Linked DNA regions of Homo sapiens: region 1 is linked to region 2. A link is an interaction called in ENCODE POLR2A ChIA-PET data of the cell type or tissue named here. Cell type or tissue: endothelial cell of umbilical vein. All regions are shown on one strand. Each heading gives the region's core, and the rest is flanking DNA. Links, peaks and the distances in the headings are about the cores only. Region 1 overlaps CYTH1 (cytohesin 1). Region 2 holds the start of DNAH17-AS1 (DNAH17 antisense RNA 1).

Region 1 (11,593 bases), core at 4,119-9,118, 190 kb before region 2:
GAGATCGCAAATGACAGTGGCCTTAAAAGTACGTTTGAGACAACTTCAAATCTCCATATGTTCTGGATTAAAGTTGAGGCAGAATATCCTGAGATTGCCCCAAAAGCACTGAAAGCCTGCTTCCACGCCCAACATCCTGTCTTTGTGAAGCAGTGTTTTCTGCAGTGACAGCAGCCAAAGAGTGATTACAGAGTAGACTGGACACAAGCAACACATGTTGGGTGTCACTGTCTCCCATCAGCCCCAGATGGGACTATCTAGTTGCAGGAAAACAAGCTCAGGGCTCCCATTGATTCTACATCATGGTGAGTTGTATAATTATTTCATTATATATTACAGTATAATAACAATAGAAATAAAGTGTACAATAAATGTAATGTAGGCTGGGCGCGGTGGCTCACTCCTGTAATCCCAGCACTTTGGGAGGCCAAGGTGGGCAGATCACCTGAGGTTGGGAGTTCGAGACCAGCCTGACCAACATGGAGAAACCCCGTCTCTACTAAAAATAAAAAATCAGCCAAGTGTGGTGGCACATGCCTGTAATCCCAGCTACCAGGGAGGCTGTGGCAGGAGAATCGCTTGAACCCAGGAGGCGGAGGTTGCGGTGAGCCAAGATCTCGCCATTGCACTCCAGCCTGGGCAACAAAAGCAAAACTGTGCCCCCCAAAATAAAAATAAATAAATTAATTAACTTAAAAAAATGTAATGTGCTCGAATCATCCCGAACCATCTTCCCTCCCCTGCCTTTGTCCGTGGAAAAATTGTCTTCCATGAAACCAGTTCCTGGTACCAAAAAGGCTGGGGACTGCTGCCCAGATAGATGGAGCAAACCCTGACGTTGGATACTTACAATCCGAGAGGAAAGACCAGAACTCGGGGAGTATCTTCGATGAGCTCTCCCACCACTCACCATTCTCTACGAGACTGCATAATATGCTAGAATGCAGAACACCTGGCCGCCCACCACAGGTCAGGGTAAGTGGTTAGGGGGACACAAGCAGATCAGAGATTCACAGGAGGAGAACCAGGGGTCACTCACAGATTTACCAGAGCCAGCTGGAAGGCCAGAAAAGCAAGGTTTCCGTCTTCAAACAAGTGAGAACCCAAGCAATAGCATATACTTACAGTGCAACCATTAATATATAATCATAGAATTATAACTTATTTATTCTTAAAGGTAAGTTAAAACTTTAAGGAGTGGAACAAATTAGCTGAAAATATAATCATGTCCTATAAATATAATGTCTTAAACGCTTGAGCCAATCACAGAGATTATATCTGAAAAAGACAAGTATTAAAACAATGAGAGAAAAGCTAGCAGATGCAGAGAACAGAAGACGATCCCAATAATACCAGAGTAATTGGTGTCTGCAGAATCAAAGATACAGTGTGGCATGAGGTGATTTCCCTGAGAAAGAGGAAAAAGCCCTGAATCTGCAAATCAAAGAAGACACCGTATTTCAGGAAACTGTTACAGAAAGGGTCGCTCCAAAGCCTGGCCCCTTAGACCATTGAACTTGGAGCCAAGTGTCTGGTCGTTCTGTTGGAAAAAGCAGATCATCTCCAGCAGCTTTTAGTCCCAGAAATTAAAGTATCAAGGTCTGCACAGTTTTGAAGAGAAGAATGACCCAAGACCCTTTATCCAGCCACGTTATTGTTTAAGTAAAGCACAGCTGGCCGCACTCTCCTGAAGAAAACATGTGAAATGCGGCACTTTGGAACCTTCTTGAAAAAAAAATTGCTTGACAGTAACATCCAGCACGTAAGAGAATGAATCACAAGAAAGGCCCTGGGAAGTAAAAGACTGGTAGTGAGCATTGAACTATTCATTTAAATACAGAACTAATACTTAAATATACAACTAATACTAAAATATGCTTAAGTTCAGAATACGAAAATATACTTAAGTATGGAACTAATACCAAAATATACTTAAGTATAGAACTAATAGCTAAATATACTCATATAGAAGTAATAGCTAAATAAACTTAAATATAGAGCTAATACTAAAATATGCTTAAATATAAAACAAATACTAATTAACCAGAAATTGTGGCTGCAGGACGTACCATGAATGTTATAAACCTGGACAATGTAAAAGTGAAATAATAAAAATCAGGAGGTGGGAGGAGGAACAATGTGAAGAATTAGAAGATTTTGTACTTTTTAAAATGCAGAGTCAAGAAATATTGTTAAAATGGAAGCATGTTGTATTTTTTAAAAGAATAAGTAAAACCTTTTTTTTTTTTTTTTTTTTTGAGACAGAGTCTTGCTCTGTCACCCAGGCTGGAGTCCAGTGGCACGATCTTGCAGTGGCTCACTGCAACCTCCGCCTCCCGGATTCAAGAAATTCTCCTGCCTCATCCTCCTGAGTAGCTGGGATTACAGGCACGTGCCACCACATGCGGCTAATTTTTGTATTTTTAGTAGAGATGGGGTTTCACCATGTTGGTCAGGCTGGTCTCAAACTCCTGACCTCGTGATCTGCCCGCCTCAGCCTCCCAAAGTGCTGGGATTACAGGCGTGAGCCACCATGCCTGGTCAGACCTCTTAATGTTTTCATAAACTTCTTTGTCTTAACTTGAATAAGGTTATTTCAGGAACTCTTGTGGTAAAGAAACATTTACTTTGAAGTTCAACAATTCTTCAGTTTCTGCTTCCTTTTTTCCCCCTGTTAAATTCTAAACAATTAAAATAGAATGTGTTTTATGAAAATAATACCACTCGAAATATCCCATTTTCATAAAACCTGTTTTTCTCCATCTCTCTGCACACACACAAAATATCTTCACCTAATGTCAGCAATGATAATTTAGGAGTGATTGGATTTGGAGTATTTTTAAACCTTTCACCTGTATTCTTTTCTACAATATTTAGTTCTTTATAATAAGCAATTCGTATTTTTACAGCAACAGTGATTGTTCTTAAAGACAAATTTAAAAAGCCAAAGACGTTGGCCTCGGTTATTTCCCTCTTCACAGGGGAAGGGAGTGGTTATTGGGCACACACAAGTCATCACTGAGGGGTGCAGCCTGCCTGTTATTAGGCCTGCCAGAGTCCAGTGAAAGTTCTAGGCAGGGGCCTTTTTAATATTTGGGATTTTACATTGCTGCCCAGCAGCTTAACGTTTAGTTGTTTCCATCAGTGGTTCTCATTCTTCTTTCACTCCAGCACTGAGGGATAGCGTGAGCACCTGTCTGCGATGCTGGCTCACTCAAGCCAATTCTCAAGTGGCAGGATGAGTGTGCTGAGAAGAGCGAGGAGGGCCACGCTCTGCAGGATGGAGCAGGAAAGAGGGGGGGCCAGGAAGGATACCAGAATCCCCAGTGGGTTCTCCCGGTGACCAGGAGGGTCTTCTTATAACCTGGTCCCCACTCCCAGGCTGAAGAGCATGGGTGTAAATCATCTTGGTTTAAAATCATATTCCATCAAGAATGTGCATCATGCATATGTAACCTGGATGCCGCAGGCCTCACCAGTCAAAGAGTATACATTATGTCACATACTTATTGAGGTCCAAAGTGTGATTACTCTTAGACCACCCACCTGCTCGCCTGGTGATGCCTCAACCCAGTTAACCCAGCGGAATCCTCAAAAGGTGCAGGCACCAATTAAACCCTAGAAGTGAGAATGGGGAGGGTAAAAACCAGAAGCAGAATTGGCTGAGAACTGTTTAGGAAACAGACCAGCTGTTGCCCTCACCTCATGCCCCTGAGGGCCTGTCCCCACCACCCAGGCAGAAGTCTGAGTGCTCGCTCACAGGAGAGACTGACCAAGCATTTCTGGATGAGGGACTCTAGGCCCAGTTGAAGGTGGGGGCATTTTCCCCAGACAGGAGTGTGGGGTAAATGCAGCCTTCTCGAATGCTGAGGACTTCTCCCACCCCCAGCTTCTCCTCACTCAGCTCTCAGAACCACAGGTAGCCAGGTCTGTAGCTTGCAGACAGAGTGGGAAACTTCTCTGCCCAAGAAGAGATGCGTGAGGTTATTTAGTCAGATTCCCCAGCAGACAGCCTAGTGAGAGGGCCCTTGTAGATGGTCACAGTGCACAGGCTTCAGGTCCCAGTCAGCTCTTAGTCTTCCACTCTTCAAATGGGACAACCAAGGAGTCCCAGATACCTGAGGAATTCCTGCCGGCTGAGAGCAGGTAGAGACCAAAGCAGCCGAACAGCCAAAGAGCAACTTGGATGAGAGAGAGGGAGGGGTCCAGGAAGAAGAAGGGTCCACCACCAGCTGTGAAGAGACTCAGCCGTCTCAGGTGACATCACAGCTGCGAAACAAGAACAGGATCCTGTATGAAGCCACGGAACAAAAATAATAAAAAAAAATCCTCCTGGAAATTCAAAGCATGGTAGAAGTGAAAACTCAATGGAAAAGTTGGAAGAAAAGCATTAAGAAAATCTCCCAGAAAGAATAAAAAGGCAGAGGGAAAATAATAAAGGAAAGACTTTTATTTTCCAAAGAAGAACTAGTCCAGGAGGTCTAGCATGTTCCAGAGAAGCTGAGAAAACAAAGAGGGGGTAACCCTTGACAAAATAATTTTTTTAAACCTCCCCCAAACGATGGATGTGTTTCCAGGTTGGAAGGCTTACTGAATACCCTGCATGATGACTGAAAATGAATGCACGCCAAGGCTGCCTCCTTAGGGGGCCTCAGAACACTGAGGACACAGAGGACGGCAGTCGTGTGCAAAGCACCAGCAACCAGAACAGCTTTGTGTAGGGTGATATTGAATGCTGAAGGCAGGAATGCTGGGCTTCCCAGTCTTGGAGGAGGGTCACGTCCAGCCTAGACTGTTAGGCACAGCCAGATAGCAGCCAGGTGTGAGGGTCCAATAGAAACATTCTTAGCCAAGTGAGATTTCAGAAATGTTACCACCCACACACCCTTTCTCAGGATGCTGGTGGAGGACAAAGGCCTTGGCTGTAGGAAACCAGAGATCTTGAAACCTCTTGTTTCAAGAGAGGAGGGAAGAGTGCTCTGGAATGGAGAGTGCTGAGGTTAAGGATGAAGCAGTTTACCGAGTATCAAGGCAACCAGTCCAGACTGGAACAGGTTTCAGAGGCTCCAGGAAGGATTACTTCAAGAAATGAAAATTAATAGGATGCCTGATACAAATTAGCATTAGCAAGGAGATTTTGATAAGAGGTTAACCATTTGCAATTGGTTTTGGTGGTAAGGTCACAGAAATATAAATCAAAGGAACAACCCACTTCTCCACCCTCCATAATTTTGGTTCCAGTGGGGAAGGAAGCTTTTCAGGAAGGAAAAAATTAGGAAGTTCACTATATGGCACAGGTCGGAAGAGAAACGTGGTGTTAATGAAGACACTGTGTATAGCCCTACCTCAGATGACCAGATAGTTATTTTAGGAGGACGGGGAATATGAATATGCCCGGGTAAGAGGAGCTCAGTCCTCTTCTGTAGATAACATCTAAAATCAAGCAGTCAAAAGGCAGTTCTAATATGGTATTTTGGAGATGTGTGAGATACAGAGGTAAAGACCAAGCAGGTTGGCTTGAAGAAGTTGGAAATAGTTGCTAGCCAGGATGGGGAAATGGCTGAAAGACTCTTTTTCGCTTTTAGAGAACTCATAGAACTGGTTGGTTTTTTTTTTTTTTTTTTGAGACAGAGTCTTGCTCTGTCACCCAGGCTGGAGTGCAGTGGCGCTATCTGGGCCCACTGCAGGCTCCGTCTCCTGGGTTCACACCATTCTCCTGGCCAAATATAAAGACTTTAACAGTGCTAGGACTTGGCCATGGGTTGGCTGGATATCAGGGGACTGTGAAACTGCCGTCAGGCGTGTGCTGGAAGTGTCTGCGGTGCCGTGCCCTCTGTAGATGAGATGGGACTAGTTGGCGGGTGCAGCTCTGTTCTGGACAGGAGTCAAGGTGCCTTTGGAAATCCAGGTGGAGTTGTCAGGATGGCAGTGTCTCTGAGGATTGTACTGTCTGGCGGTGGGGCGATGGACAGAGGCAGTGAGTGGTTAATGGTCAGACCCACAGCTGCAGTCCCAGGCATCGGGGCGCTAGGGTGAAACTAGGAAAGGCTTCCTGGAGTTGTTGCCCCAGAACTGAGGCTTCAGAGGTGAGTGGGAGAGCCAGGCAAAGGGAAGAGGGAAAGGGGCCCGCACACTCCCTGCTTGAGGACCGTGCCCGGGTCACTGCCGGCCACACTCTCACGGTGTCTGTTGAATCTTCTGGTCTTTCTACTCGCGGAGGACTTAGCAGTTATATTGACAATCCTCAGACATTTTTGGTGTTATTCTTGTTTAGAATGTAAGGAGTTCCCTCAGGCTGATTTATGAACTTCATGTCCTGGGAGAAAGCAGGAAAGTTCGGCTGAGTCACCGGCGAGGAATCTGACAGTGTGTGTCCTTAAACTGTGATCTTAAACTTCCTCTCTTCAACTGTTCTGTAGGATAAGGAGCCCCGTGGAATCATCCCTTTAGAGAATCTGAGTATCCGGGAAGTGGAGGACTCCAAAAAACCAGTGAGTATTTTTGCTGAGATATTTTGAGGGGAGAAAGGGGATGGGCATTTCAAAGATTTTTTTTAAAAAACTCAAAACCAAAAAACTGAAAAGCGTGATCAGGCTTTTATTTAGTCTAATTTTTTATTATATTGTTCAAGCCAAAGATGAGACTCGAAATCACTTCTTCCTGTGCCGTCTGTCTGCTTTATCGTTTCACTTAGTGAATGTCACATGGGGTGTAGAAGTTGCCCCTCCTGCAATGGCAGCGGCAAGCACGCAGGAGTGGGCTATGTAGTTTATACCCTTGGGACACCTCCCGTTTAGTTTTCCTTTGTTTTGGGCTGTCAGGATGTTACTGGCTTGAAGTTAAAGTCGTGAGTCACCTGCAGTTCTCTCCGCATTTTACGTACATTGCAAGTGGGGCCAGCTTATATCAGGCCGGTGTGTTTGCAAACGAGACTGACTTCTATACAATTTACAGTCTCTAGAATTCCGCTTCTAGGCTTCACTTTTCCACAGGAAAATATGTATTCCTTGTATTTTGTGAAGGTCAGAAGAAAGGGGTTTTGGGGAAAGAAATCAGCATGTTTCTCAGTTAACAGCTTCCTTTGCTCCACTCTCTCCCTCTCTGTTTTGATTCTCAGAACTGCTTTGAGCTTTATATCCCCGACAATAAAGACCAAGTTATCAAGGCCTGCAAGACCGAGGCTGACGGGCGGGTGGTGGAGGGGAACCACACTGTTTACCGGATCTCAGCTCCGACGCCCGAGGAGAAGGAGGAGTGGATTAAGTGCATTAAGTAAGTGACTGCTGAGAAAGGGCAGTGCGCGCCTGGTGCAGCCCTCACCTCACCAGGTGTTGATCATCTTAGTGGTTAAACATGCCGCCCGCATCTCTTCTGTGCTCCAAGTTCTTAGGGAAGCTTCGTCCTGGTTCCCAGCTGACGGCTTCCCAGGAGGCCTTTGGATTCTTGGCTATTATAGCATATGTAAGAGAGCACGTCCCATCTGGGTTCCCCACGTGTCCTCATAGACCCAAAATAGGAAGAGGCGAGTGAGCTACCCACACAGATGCCATCTGCTCAACTGGTCTTTCTGTGTCTGACGAAGCCGCTCTCATTCTCATAGTGACAGCTCAGAGGAGATAGTAGTCATGTTCTGTAATTTGTGAATCCTGTGAGACACCATTTTCCTAGCTACAGATGAGGAAACTGAGGCCCATAGAGGTTAAGAAATTTGCTGGAAGTCACATACCGTGATCCAAGGTCCGGGAGGAGGGAGAAGCTTCCTCAGGGTTCCACAGCTAAGAAGTGGAGCTCCCAAGTCCAGGCCTCTGACTCCTACCTCTCGGCTCTGTTGGCTCCACTGGGCCACGCCATGTAAGGTCTATCACGGGGCTGGAAATTTCCTCATGTGACAAGTATCTGGAAACATGGCTTTCTAAAGTCAGTTGGCTTCTCTTGCTTAATGTTCTTCCCTGGGACTTGGTCTGCCTGGCTCTCCCTCCAGTCCCTGTGCGAGGGTCAGCAGTGAGCATTCTGACTTTGCCTTCTCTCAGTGATGCTTTCTCCTCCCTCCAGTCCCTGTGCGAGGGTCAGCAGTGAGCATTCTGACTTTGCCTTCTCTCAGTGATCCTTTCTCCTAAGAGCACAGCCTTGCCCTCTCCCTCCTGGTGCTTCATCCATGAGAGTTCACCTAGCTGTTTTCCTGAGAAAGACTCCTCAGCTGCCTGTGTGACTTCACCTGGAAGACAGGGAGAATGTGCCCACAGGTGACTGCGAAGGTCCCTGTAAGTCCTCTGTGTACTGTGTGACGGGCTTTCTCCCACCCAGGCTACAGCCCCGTTCCCGAGGGTGTGCAATATCCTCTAGCCTTTGTTTTATCTTTTGGTATTTCTACTCAGACCAGTGTAGGTTTTGGCCCAAGCTAAATACCTTAAAACTGACTGAAGATGGAGATGATGTGATGATGGAGGGAAAGGAATAGATGATTTATCCTCTCAAAAGTAATCTGAAAATTCATGCAATGAAAACAGACAGGAACCAGCTGGAGAGAGGATGGATTTGGCGCCAGGTCACGCTGCGCTGAGACTCCTCGCTCTGTCTCTCTGAGCGCAGTGCCTGGTAGGTGGGTAACCTACCTCTTCTGTGTGATAGAGGTCATTTCTGCCTCATGGGGCTCTTTTGAGGATTAAATGAGATTGTGTAGTGGGCATGGGGTTTGGCAGCTTCCCTGGCATGACAGCCATCATGGGAAGTGTGGCCCTGAGCGGGGGCCAGCCCACCCTCCATTGAGCAGACGCGGTGCCACGGTGTTTTCAGAGTCCCCTACCAGTAATGGCACCAGCCCTGTGTTCTGGGGAAGAAAACAGCAGTGTTGTGGGGGACCGGTATCCTTTTTTTTAACATACTGAAAAAAAAATTTATTGAATCATTATGAAATGTATTTTTTATATAAGATTTGAAGTAAGGGTTTAAGTTTGTTCTCATGAATGAATAGCTGATGGTCCGGACACCATTTATGGATTCATTGGCATCGCCCCCACTGACTTCATATGCTCTCCTTAGAGTGTACCCAGCTCCCCCACCACGCTTCATGCACCTGTTGCTCCACCGCGCCTCCCAGCGTGAGCGCCGCCCGCCCCTCCCCCTGTGGCATCGTGGTGTCCTTTGACTGTGCTGGCTGGCGAGTTCCCTGTCCTCCCTCACTGGTCTTTCAAAACAGTTTTGGCTGGTTTTGTACATGTGTCTTTCATATGGTTTTTACTTCTATAGTCAGAAAAACTAAGCATTTTTCAAAGTCACATTTAGAATCATTCAATCCTTTCATGAGCGTGAGTGCCAAGTTCTCCTGTGGGCTTGCTGGACTCCTCTGCTCTGTCCCGGAGCGGGCTGGCCTCAGCCTCGGGATCTGCAGACACCCCCTTTGGCACTCTGCAGGCACACTGTCCTCAAACCTTCTTGCACCCAGTGCGAGGTGGGACCATTAGGATTATCCCCATTTCACAGATGAGGGACACTGAGGCACAGCAAAGTTGAGTAAGTTGTCCAAAACCCCACAGAGGTGGAGCTGGTCCTCAAACCTGAGCAGTGTGACTCATGCAGCTGCACTGGTAACCACCGTGCAGCCTCAGCTGTCCTTGGCCCTAGATACTCCTCCCAGTGGAAACATTGGTGACAACAGGAGCAGGAAGATGATCTGGCTGGTGGATGCCTCCTCCCCAGTATTGCCAGAAAGGCTTTCGAGGTCAAGTTCAGGACGTGTTTTCCTCTCACGAAGTGCTTTTCCTGGAGTTCCCAGCACCCTCAGTTCTAGTGCCCCTGCGTGTGGGTGGTCCCAGCATTCGGTTCTGTAGAATCAGGTGTGTTCTCTAATGCTGGGACTTTCTTCACGCTGTACCCAGAGGTACAGCAGTAGAACTGCGTGTCAGCGGTAACAGCGGCTGCCATCGAGTGTGTCGGCTAGGCGCTGAGATGTGCTCTTTGAATATGGGATCTCTTTTTGACTCTCCGGAACCCAGGGAGGTGGAGGTGGGGCATCTCCAGCTTGCATGTGAGGAAGCGGGAGTTGAGAAGCAGCAGGCAGGGCCAGGCAGGGCCGGGCCTGGGGCCTGGTGTCCGACCGCAGCCCAGCCCCCCTCATCGCCTGACACTCTGCCTCTGCACACAGGGCAGTGCCACACGCACCTCTCTGCAGAACCCCCCAGCTTACCCGAAAGGGTTGGCCTACCCAGGAAGCCAAGGGAGATTCACCCCAACACCTCCAAACATGAAAGCAGGTGTCCCGGCCGCCAGATTCCCTCGTGAAAGCACTTCAGGTGGTCAGACCGCTTCCCAGTGAGATCCCATCGGGACATGTTTCTAGTGCTCTTCAGTTCCTAGCATTCCCCGGGGAGCTGCGGAAGCATTTTCTCATGGACACACTGTCTCTTGTGAATAGGTTCCAGGTCAGCCCAGGAGAGCCATAGCAGCTGCTGGTGCCACCGTTCAGCAGGGGTGAGTGCCCTGCCTGCAGTCAGGAGGCTTGTGCCCGAGCTCTGGAACAAATCATCACTTAGGATACAGCTTCCCTGGAAAGAAATTAAGTGTCAGGACTTTTAGACCATAAGTTGCTTGAAAGTCGAGAATGGCAGACATAGGGTTGTGGTGTTGCCAGTCCACTGCAGGTGCTCCAGCCCGCGGCGCGGCCTGCGCTGCTGTCTTTGAGGCTGTAGCACAAGCATGAGCTCGGGCCCCCTCCCTGTGCACCGGAGACCCAGCCAGGTCCAGCCGGTCTGTCCATGGTGCCCCACCAGCAGCATCGTGCTGGGCAGTGCCGCCTGCAGAGTCATGGAGCCTTAGTTACTGAGCAGGTGCACGTGGGGGGCTTGGAAGGCCCCACTGCATTACCATGCCAGCTATCACACACCCCGTGCCAGAGGACTGCATGTGACACGGCTTGATTACGTGGCACTCGCTGCTGCAAAGCAAAGTCAGATGTCATCATGGAAACTCAAGCACCAGTCTTTTTCTCTGAATTGGAATATAGCTGTAAGAATGTGGTATGATTCTGTTCCTAAATGTGAATTGATTATTATGTTGAAACAGGTAAAAACCCCAAAATTTTCTTGTCACGTGTTCCTGTGTCTCTTTCGAAGTGTGTCACCTTAGGTCACTGTGTGGACACAGCAAGGGTGGAGGACGCTAACTTGGCCTTTGCAGTGATGGTGGGGTGGGACAGGTGTTCTGGGGCACGAGGGGCCCCTGAGAATCCCCTGCCTGGGTGTGTTTCTTCTGATTCTGTCCCTCACGTCTCTGTTTTCTCCCTTTTCTGTGCTCCAGAGCAGCCATCAGCAGGGACCCTTTCTACGAAATGCTCGCAGCACGGAAAAAGAAGGTCTCCTCCACGAAGCGACACTGAGCGTGCAGCCAAGGGCGTTGGTCTGCGGGGGCCTTGGAGCTCCTGCTCTTCTCCCGCACCTCCATGGATGCACTGCTGCCGAGCAGAGCGTCCTCTGCCAGGCCCCGCCCTGGATTCCTAGAGACTAGCTTCAGCTTTTGCTATTTTTTTTAAGTGGGAGAAGGGTGGGCAGTTATCACTGGGGAAGAGAGGACCGGCCACCTGTCCAGCATGGGCTCCAGA
Region 2 (5,000 bases), core at 1-5,000:
GAGGCTCTGCGGGAGAACCTGTCCCAGGCCTCTCTCCCAGCTCCTGGGGGCTCTCGGCGGTCCTTGGCATCCCTTGGCTTATGGACACACCCCTCCCATCTCCGCCTCTGTCTCCACGTGGCCTTCTCTGTATGTCTGTGTCCAAATTTCCCATTTGCTTATAAGGACACAGTCATTGGATTCAGGGTCCACCCTAAATCCAGGATGATCTTGTCTCAAGATCCTTGATGACATCTGCTAATGCCCTTTCTCCAAATCAGGGCACATTCTGGGTTCTGGGTGGACATTCTTTTGTAGCACCACCATCCTACCCACTGTACCATGTGTGGGAGTTTTCAGGGTAGGCAAAGACAATGTCCGGGGAACTGAAATGAAGCCTGGGTAGGAGCTGCTGAGACACGGGGACAGGAAAAAGACAGGATCGTGGAGTCCTCAGGGGGACACCCTATGGGAGCAGAGAAGAGGGAGCCAGAAACGAAGGCAGCGTGGGCCAAGGCAGGAACTGGACACCTCCAAGGAGTGACCTGGAGGAAGCAGGAGGAGGAGACCTGAGTATTGGCAGAGGAGAGAATGGAAATGGGCGAGAAGCAGACACAGGGTCCCCAGACAGCAGGAGCAGCCCTCCTATAGGCAACTGCCAGGGGCAGGGATGCCGGATGCACCCAGGATGGCCTTGGGGACAGGGCAAGAAGCCGTATGGACCAGAGGTGAGAAAGTCGGCCTGTCTCGCAAGCATGTGTCTCTCCTGGGGCCTGTGCTACGCATATCAGAGACAGCACACACACCGACCCGCACTCAGTGACTCCTACCAAGGCAGCATCACAAATTTTTGACACAAACATCTTCAAAGTAGAAGGCAGAAAGCAGCAGCCTCTGCGTAGATTTGCAAATCAATCTCCCCTACTGAAGACCAACTGGACTTGGAATTCAGTTCTTAGTTGCGACAGGCATGGAGACACCCTGATTCGCTTAGGGACATAGAAAGGTTTACTCTATTACGCTGGATAATACAGGGTGCTATGCGGCAAAGACGTTCAGCTCTTAATTCTCTCTTGTGATAGAGGTTCAGGAAGAAGCGGAGCTCCCCCAGAGCACACTCACAGAAGAGTGTGTGTCTGGCCAAGCACAGTGCCTCATGTCTGTAATCGCAGCACTTTGGGAAGCTGAGGCGGGCAGATCATCTAAGGTCAGGAGTTCAAGACCAGCCTGGCCAACGTGGCGAAACCCTGTCTCTACTAAAAATATGAAAATTAGCCAGGTGTGATGGTGCACGCCTGTGATCCCAGCTACTTGGAAGGCCGAAACAGGAGAATTGCTTGAACCCAGGAGGCAGAAGTTGCAGTGAGCCGAGATCGCACCCCTGCACTACAGAGCAAGACTCCATCTCAGAAGAAGAAAAAAAATGAGTCTCTGTCTAAAGAGGCACGTCTGCCGGTCAGCGCAGGGCAGGCTGGCTGTGTGTGTTAACAGGAGCTTCCTGCTTAGGCCCTGGGCATCCTGGAAATGATGCACGTGCTGAGCTCACTGGCACTCGAGGGGGCCAGGCACTAGTGATGCTTTCAGCAGATGCTGATTTGGCAACACTTACCCTGGACCAGGCCCCCTTCTCTGAGCTTTAAAAATATCAGCCCATGTAGTCCTTGGAAATGAGGGTCATGGAAACATCACCCCTGTTTACAGATGAGAAACCAGGGACTCAGGCATGTGCAGTAACCTGCCTAAAGCAGCAGCTGGCCATGGTAGAGCTGACTCAAGCCTGGGCAGTCAGGCCCCAGAGTCCACACCCCTCACCGCCGTGGTGGGCCACCTCCACACGAGCCACCCAGAGATGTCTGTGGCCAACAGTCTGGCACGGCTCTTCAAGGATTGCTGGTTGTATTGATTTGTACTCTTACACTGAACATGGCAAATTCAACTCAAACTAACTGAAGCTTAAAAAAAAAAAAAAAAAAAAAGCACCAAGGGGTGCTTCAGGCATGGCTGGATTCAGGAGTCCAGATGATGTAATGAAATGTCCCTGCTCCTATCCTTGTCTCTCCTTTCTGCTCCCTTACTGTCCCCACCTTCGTGCCCCCCACATGACATCATGAGATCTTTCTCCTTTTCTGTTCTGCCCCATCCACCAGCCCTTGGTATGTGCTTCCCGTGTGGTAGCAAGAATGGCTTCCAACTGTTCTAGACCTACAGCACCCCCATAGCTAGCAACCCCAGAGAGGGCACAGCCCCCACGACCCTGGCATCCTCCTCCGACCCTTTCAGGGCCTGCAACTGGCCCCTCTGGCACCCTCGTTTGGACCCATTGCCATGCAGGCATGGTGACCCTGAGGGCAGCCCCAGCAGAATTGGGTGGAGGTAGGGAGGGGCGTTTACCAAGGCAGGGACACTGGCAGACCCAGAGCAGCGGCTGTGTCATCGGCGCCTCCTGTCACCCCCAGGGTGGTGAGCAGCTGGATCGAGAGGCGCAAGGTGCAGTCGGAGAAGGCCAACCTGATGATCCTCTTTGACAAGTACCTGCCCACGTGCCTGGACAAGTTGCGCTTTGGGTTCAAGAAGATCACGCCAGTGCCGGAGATCACGGTGATCCAAACGATTCTGTACCTGCTGGAGTGCCTGCTCACGGAGAAGACCGTGCCCCCCGACTCCCCCAGGGAGCTGTACGAGCTGTACTTCGTGTTCACCTGCTTCTGGGCCTTCGGTGGCGCCATGTTCCAGGACCAGGTGATGCACCTGGGGGGCCCGGCCACCCACACAGGGTCTCTCAGCATCCTGCTTAGCTGGGCCCTGATTTTTACTTCTGTGTCTCAACAGCTTGTGGATTATCGAGTGGAGTTCAGTAAATGGTGGATCAACGAATTCAAGACTATCAAGTTCCCCTCGCAGGGAACGATTTTTGACTACTACATTGATCCTGACACAAAAAAGTTCCTGCCCTGGACAGATAAAGTGCCCTCCTTTGAGCTGGATCCCGATGTCCCACTGCAGGTAACTGTCCCCAAAGCAGGGCCACCGACTGGTGATTTAGAGGCAGGAATCGGTGCAGTACCCTCCACACGCCTGCACGGAATGTCCAAACACAACCGATTTTCAACATTAGGACCTGTTCGGTAGAACATGGCCTGCACACCCACGAGAGGCAGAAGTGTCTGAGAATCACAGCTCCCTCCCCTTCCCTCCCCTGCCCCAGGCCTCTTTGGTCCACACCACGGAAACCATCCGCATCCGCTACTTCATGGACCTGCTCATGGAGAAGTCCTGGCCGGTGATGCTGGTGGGGAACGCGGGGACGGGCAAGTCGGTGCTGATGGGGGACAAGCTGGAAAGCCTGAACACGGACAACTACCTGGTGCAGGCTGTGCCCTTCAACTTCTACACGACCTCAGCCATGCTGCAGGGTGAGGCTGGTCCGGCCACGCCCTGCCTACCCGGCTGCCCCCCGCCAGTCCCCGTTCCCTCCTGTCCCCTCTCACTGCAGGCCCAGGCACTCACTAGCCACTTTGCACCTCCTCACTTCCCATGCCCCACCCGCTGGCCTTTCCTTCCTGAGTCGGAGACAGAGGAGGAGCAGCCGGGACCCCTCTTTCTGGTGCTCCCTTGTGGGCATGGTGATGGGGTTTTGATGGCCAGTCGAGGCAGCAGGTCCCCCGGGAGTGTCTCAGCCAATCTAAGGCGACCCAAAGGTGACGGAGAGCAAGGTTCCTGCCACCCTCGCCTCTGATCGCTCTGTTTATTCCTGGGGCTGTACCCGGTGCCCCCTCAAGGGCCACTCCCAGGGCAGGTACCTTTGGTAAACTTGGATCCCAGCCAGGTCCCACCTTCTGTCCTCCGGGGAAGCAGGTAGCGCCCCTCCCTACCTAACAGGCTCTGGCTCAGGAGGCGCAGGCGGGCAGCTGACCCTCTGCCCTCTCTAGGGGTGCTGGAGAAGCCGCTGGAGAAGAAATCGGGGAGGAACTACGGGCCGCCAGGCACTAAGAAGCTCGTCTACTTCATCGACGACATGAACATGCCCGAGGTGGACAAGTATGGGACGGTGGCCCCGCACACCCTCATCCGGCAGCACATGGACCACCGGCACTGGTTAGACGGGGCGGGGCCGGAGGGGAAGGCGTGGCCCCGGGGCGGTGAGGGCGGGGCCAGGGCGGGGCGCAGGAAGAGGCGGAGCCCCAGGGCAGTAGGGCAGGACTGGTGTGGGGCGGTGGGGGGGGTGCTGCAACGTGGGTAGGGAGACACGGGTCGTAGCTGGGCCCCCAAGTTTGTGGGGCCACAAGGCATTGAGGTAGGGCCAGGGTAGGGGAGAGGTTCTATCAGTTTCGTCCATCACCCATTTCACAAACATGCAGCAGTGGCCTAGAGCCCCCGCGGAGGGGGGGATCCTCCTTCCCCCCTTCCACCGAGGTGTCTGTCCCGCCGGGAGAGGAAGAAGCACATTACCCGGTAAAGGAAGAGCCCTGAGGAAAACCCCCAGTGCAGTCACAGAGGAGCCTCCCAGCTGGGAGCCCCAGCAGAGAGATGCCCCTGGGGAGATGGTGCACAGCTGGAAGCTGGCAGCAGTGTCCTGCTGGCTGTGGGACCTTAGAGGGAGAGCATTCTGGGTGGAGAGATTGCCACGTGTAAATGCCCTGCCACACGTGAAGAAGCCCAGGAAGGCCGGTGTGGCAAGGATGTGAGAGCCAGAGGCAGAGGGTGCCCAGGGCAGCTGCAGCCAGAATCCCAGGGCCTCGGGACAGAGTGCAGATTTTCTCCTAACGGCACCGAGAAACCAAAGGTGGCACGTTTAGGTTTGCAGTTTGGAAAGATGAGAACATTCAGTTCAGTTGTCTTTTTTTTTTTTTTTTTTTTTTTTTTTTTTGAGGAGAAATCTCGCTCTGTCTCTCAGGCTGGAGTGCAATGGCTCGATCTTGGCTTACTGCAACCTCCGCCTCCTGGGTTCAAGGAATTCTCCTTCCTCAGCCTCCTGAGTAGCTGGTAATACAGGTGCCCACCACCACGCCGGCTAATTTTTG

The links. Peaks named below come from ENCODE experiments on the same cell type or tissue, not always from the same donor. Only the 100,000 strongest peaks of a DNase experiment are listed, where the experiment ranks them.
Region 1: POLR2A ChIA-PET joins it to region 2 with 5 read pairs; 2 of 35 experiments call an interaction of 5 or more read pairs at or near these places.

The regions. Positions count from the first base shown.
Region 1 is chr17:78,675,869-78,687,461 of GRCh38, reverse strand. CYTH1 (cytohesin 1) reads left to right here. Exons shown (of 14, transcript NM_004762.6): 12 at 6,420-6,491; 13 at 7,118-7,272; 14 at 11,293-11,593. The coding sequence ends at 11,371. Among named protein-coding and RNA genes, the nearest start is that of SCAT1, 50 kb to the right of the region's middle. RefSeq lists enhancers at 10,260-10,759, 10,760-11,261, 11,525-11,593. In endothelial cell of umbilical vein, for the core only: no CTCF peak of the experiment used is centred there; no DNase peak of the experiment used is centred there; H3K27ac peaks cover 1,426 bases.
Region 2 is chr17:78,483,942-78,488,941 of GRCh38, reverse strand. It overlaps DNAH17 (dynein axonemal heavy chain 17), which reads left to right. Exons shown (of 81, transcript NM_173628.4): 45 at 2,436-2,718; 46 at 2,809-2,982; 47 at 3,185-3,392; 48 at 3,909-4,074. DNAH17-AS1 (DNAH17 antisense RNA 1) reads right to left here and starts at 4,032. Exons shown (of 6, transcript NR_102401.1): 1 at 3,780-4,032. RefSeq lists a silencer at 4,000-4,229 and enhancers at 4,300-4,349, 4,380-4,519. In endothelial cell of umbilical vein, for the core only: no CTCF peak of the experiment used is centred there; no DNase peak of the experiment used is centred there; H3K4me3 peaks cover 316 bases.